Regions from separate parts of the Mus musculus genome. Here region 2 is linked to region 1. A link is a loop called in an ENCODE intact Hi-C map of the cell type or tissue named here. Cell type or tissue: heart. All regions are shown on one strand.

Region 1 (2,500 bases):
CACTTTAGTTGTTTTAGGTCCAAGGCAGACAGAATGACAAATTTATTCTAAGTAGTGGACTAGTTCTGCCTGGTACACTCTTTTTAGAAGGATTTTTTTTGAGAGTGTGCTTGGGCTCAGCAGGAATCCAACTAATGTGTATGAATAATGTGTTTCTCTGTAGATACTGGAAAGAGGGTGAACTGGAGTAGTGTGTTAGCTCACTGCTAGAGATGTACACACACACACACACACACACACATACACACACACACACACACACATACACACACACACACACACGTGCAGGCAATGGAATGAGCCCTCCTACATCAATCAGTAACTAAGGAGATATACCACAGGCTTGTCCACAAGCCAATCTGGTAGGACCATTTTTTCAAGTAAAATTCCCTCTTCCAAAATGACTCTCAACTTATGTCAAGTTGACTGTCATTAAAGTGAACTGAAGTTCATTAAAACTAGACATCACAGATGGTTTTTTTTCCAGGACTTAATGCATAGGAGGTAGGTGTTTAAATGACAGAACAGGACCTGGAGGCACATATCTGGAATCCCAGCTGTCCGGAGGATGAGGCAAGAGGACTGCAAGTTAGAAGCCAATCTGGTCTACATCTTGAGACACTATCTAAAAAAAAATGTAGATACAAAAAAAAAAAAAAAACCACAGGGAATTTGGGAGTGGATGAGAAAAAATAATTCTATTTTGGATACGTGGGTTGTGGAGTTCTAGAGAGAATCATTAGGCCATGATTTCCAGACATGATCAGGCACTCAGGGACAGCTTTGAGCTTCAAAAGTCAGGGGCAAGTAGCCCATGTTTTCTCTGGCATTTGGAATCTAGATTTAAGTGTGAGTATGTAGAGGGGAGAGAAGAGCAAAGGTGAAGAAAAGGAGGTGAAGAAGAGGACTAGAGGGAGGGAAAAGAGGAGAAGAAGAGAAAGTGATGGGGTGTGTGTGATGTGAAAGCAGGAGGAGAGACTATTTGAAGATAGGGAAGCAATAGCAAGGAATTAATAATAGCAAGAACAAAATATAATTATTTTATATGATTTAACACATATATGTATATGAATCGTTATAATGTGCTCTATTACTGTGCATGCAAATAGAAGTATATATTTATATGGCTGTTGAGATGGTTCACTGATGGCTCACTTGCTGCAAAGGTGGACAACTTGAGTTCAATCTCCAGGATGCACTTGGTAGAAAAAGAGAATCAACTCCCACATGTTGTCCTCTGACACCATAGGCATACCAGAGTACCCATGGATAACTAAATACCAATATCCAGGATAAATAAATAAATATAACATTAAAAAAGAGGGAGGGTCACCAGAGCTATTCACCAGAGAAAGACCAAATAGTTTGCAACCAGAATTCACTTTGCCTGTCTTCTTCTAGCACAGGGCCAGGAAATCTAAGCTTGCTATACAGTCTTGGGTAGGAGGTGGGAAAATGAGTACTCACCCTGCCCTTGCTGCCCAAGAGTAACACACTACTGCCACCTGGGGGCTGCACATAGAAACTGTAATGGCAGCTTTATGAAAGCCATTTGAGAGGACATGACCCCTCCTTTTTATGAGACTTTTGTCTCTCACTTTTAGTTCTTAAAATTCTATCATGGTTTTGTATCTCAGTTTTGTTTCATTTTGCTAACATCCTCTTGTGAAGTGGAACTGGATCTTTGTTCATCCATTTATTTACTGATATTCATTTATTTATTATTCAACAAACATTCATTTAGTAACTATATTGTGTTGGACACTGGGCATACATTCATGAGCGAAAACATATATATCCCTCCAGCAAACTGAATTCTAGTGTAACTTGTAGGGGGGGTTAGAGAATTGAACCAAGGGCCTTGTGCCTGCTAGGCAAATGCTTTTCCACTGAGCATGTCTCCAACCTCTAATAATTTTAGTGTAGAGACCACTCTGAGGGAAAGGCTGATGATGCAGTGAGAGCAGGTAATGGGGGAGCCTCAAAAAGTAGGTGAAATTTCACTATATAGACCAGGCTGGCCTCAAACTCATGACCACCCTGTCTCAGCTTCCCAAGTGCTGGGATTGCAAGCATCACAACCATGTTTGGTTTGAACTGAACCAATATGATCATTGTCCTATACATTCAATTGAACACATAGAACGAGGTATCTTAATATTCTAGCGTATAAAGTCTGGATAAAAATCAAGATATCAAAATTTTCCTTTCACATTCCTCACTAGTTCAACAGTGGATTAGACACACACGCTGAGGGTGTAGCTCAGTGCTAGAGCACTCCTGTAATATGCACAAGACCCCAGGTTCCATCCCCAGCACCAGGAAAATAAAATAACAGTTACAACTGTAGAGGGTATTTTTGAGTTACCACTGGAGAAGCACTTAAAGTCTAGCGCACAGTAAGCACATAATATATGCCACTCTTCTCACCTGTTTATAGAAAGAGCTCTGGCTGTTAGAATACTGAGATTGTTTCAACACAGGGCCGTGGCAAAGGTGT
Region 2 (2,500 bases), 160 kb before region 1:
CTCTCAGAATCACTTTTGGACCTCTTTACAAAACGTCTTATATTTTCAGATTCACAAGTGCTTTTCAGAGTAGTTTCTCCCCTGGAAAGCAAAGGAGCATGACCAGATGTCACTGCAATGTCAGTACTGTGGTTGCTACCAGAGTGTGTTGATCTCCTTTTTGGAATATATTTTGAAATGAAGTCCACAGGAAACACCTGTGTACTACTTTGCCCTCTTTTCTTTTCCAAAGATACCAGTGCAGAACTAGGATTACAAGGCATACTTTCCTCTGAAGTTTCAGATACTATTATTACAGGTTCTCCAGAGGAACTGCTGGAAAAGCTACAAGTGAAGGTATTCTTTCCATGTTTTTCTGTGGAAGTAGTCTTTTTTCCTTCAGGGGGTTTTGGTAAAGTATCTGATTCATCTTTCTTTGAGGGATCCAATGCAGGGTTTACAGAACATGTACATGACAGTAATATATTGGTCTCTTTGGTACCATTTTCCTCAACACCGGGAGAGTCCACAAAAGAAGTCTCCGAGACCACCTGGATTTCCTGACTGTTTTGTGGAATTGGTTTATCTGGTGGTGGAGGTGCTTCTATGACCTTTGACATAGATAGAGATTTTTTTTGTTCCTCATGTGGTTTTGTAATATGCCTAGGATATGACAGCATTTGTACCGCTTGGGGAGGCTCCTTTACTGTATACACATGTTTAATTTTCATCTGAGTACTTTCAACGAAATCCTCATAATCACTATCTGAAAAATTCAACTGAACACGTGGAGGAGTTGGTTTTAGCCTCTCCAAAAGCATTCTGTTCTCCTCTTTTAATTTGATATTTTCTACAGTGAGCTCAGCAATCTGCACTAGATTTTTTTGTTGCATGTTACTAAATTCTTGCTGTAGCACATTCCTATACATTTCGTTCACCAGACAGCGCTCACACGCTTTTGAACTGGAGGCTTTGGGTGCCTGTGTCGGTGCCTGTGTCAGTGCCTGTGTTAGTGCCTGTGTCAGTGCCTCTGTCGGTGCCTGTGTCAGTGCCTGTGTCAGTGCCTGTGTCAGTGCCTCTGTCGGTGCCTGTGATAGTGTTTTAGTACCCTTTGGTACCGGGCCACCAAACCGCCTTCCCTCTGTCAACCGCGCCTTTCTCATATTGCTTAATTTCACCTGTAAGCGGTGAAGCTCTTTATCATGGACCGCTTTCAGGGACAGCCACACCTTTTTAAAGTCATCAGACCCCAAATCACTTACGCTAAACTTTATGTTCTCCGACCGCGTGGATTTTTTACCGTCTTCCCTGTCTTCGCTCCCACTACTGCTGATCTCTATCCTGTTTGACATCCTAGAAACCTAGACAGGCAAGTCCCACCTTGGCAGGGCCACTGACAAAATGGCCAGAGAGCGTCTGCTGAGTACTTGTCACTGGCTAGTGACCAGCAGGACCACCGGTGGCTTTTTAACTATGGAGCTGTGGCCAGCTACTTGCCATGCCAGTGACAAAAAAAGAAAAGGGGGGGGCGGGGGGGGGAAACAAGGAAATCGGAGAGGAGCCTCTAACAGGAAGGACACTAGCCCCCGCGGCCCTGTCTCCCTGAGCCCTGAGCCCCCGCAGCTCTGGCAGCCCTGCCTGTAGGCAACAGGCGCGGGGCTGCGGCCTCGCAGGCCTCGCCCGCTGCCGCCCGCTGCCCACCGCCCGCTGCCCCGTCACAGACCTGCGGAGAAGCTGCCTTAAGGCACAGTCCAGCAGAGCGGGTGCTGAGGACCCACGGAAAGGCCTGGTTTCTTTTGCCCTAGAAAGAAACCAAAGGCTTTTGGCCGAAAGAAAACGAAACCAAAAAGTGCTGGAGCGTGAGGGCAACCGCAACCCACCACCGCTGCCTAAGATGGCGCGGAAGCTCTCTGAGGCCAGGCGGGAATGCCCTCAGACTATCAAGGGGGCACGCATGCGCACCCCCGCCAGCCCCGCCCACCCACCACGGGAGATGCCAAGGGGGCCGGGGGAGGAGAGAAATTGCCCTTGCCTTAATCTTTTAGAACAAATGATATTTTAGAACAACTCATATCAAAAACATTTTGATTATGAATGATTAATAACTTAGAATCATTAAAAACTGTTGATATTCATGGCTTGATTTAACAACAACAACAACAACAAAGAAAAACACTTTGGCGTAAAGGTGAGGACACTGACCCATGCCGTAATCCCAGCTGGATCCAAGGTGAGAAGGATCATGAGTTCCAGGCCAACATTTTACAACCTCCTGAGATTCTAGACCCCTGACTTAAAAATAAAATTCAGAAAATGCTTTGTGAGAGGCAAAGGTAAAGGAATGGAAAGTTTAAATACAATCTGGGCTACATTTTCTACCTAGAACCCATCTTCAACCCGGGCCACGGAGATAGCATTTGCCGAGTAACCTGAATTCAGTCCCGGAGGCTCATATGTGTAAATGGAACACTTGAGTTGTCCTCCAACTTCTAAACATGCGCCCAACATGCACAATAAATGT

The links. Peaks named below come from ENCODE experiments on the same cell type or tissue, not always from the same donor. Only the 100,000 strongest peaks of a DNase experiment are listed, where the experiment ranks them.
Region 2: a loop joins it to region 1, with 2.7 times the contacts of the local background. A loop is called at or near these places in 3 of 42 quality-filtered maps.

Annotation. Positions count from the first base shown.
Region 1 is chrX:36,182,337-36,184,836 of GRCm38, forward strand. All of the region lies in intron 2 of Gm42406 (a long non-coding RNA gene), which reads right to left. Among named protein-coding and RNA genes, the nearest start is that of Zcchc12, 12 kb to the right of the region's middle. In heart, a CTCF peak has its summit at 1,526; no DNase peak of the experiment used is centred here.
Region 2 is chrX:36,023,954-36,026,453 of GRCm38, forward strand. The region is part of intron 35 of Dock11 (dedicator of cytokinesis 11); the gene reads left to right. It overlaps Gm32904 (a long non-coding RNA gene), which reads right to left. Exons shown (of 2, transcript XR_391663.3): 1 at 1,703-2,500. Among named protein-coding and RNA genes, the nearest start is that of Gm32904, 1.9 kb to the right of the region's middle. In heart, no CTCF peak of the experiment used is centred here; no DNase peak of the experiment used is centred here.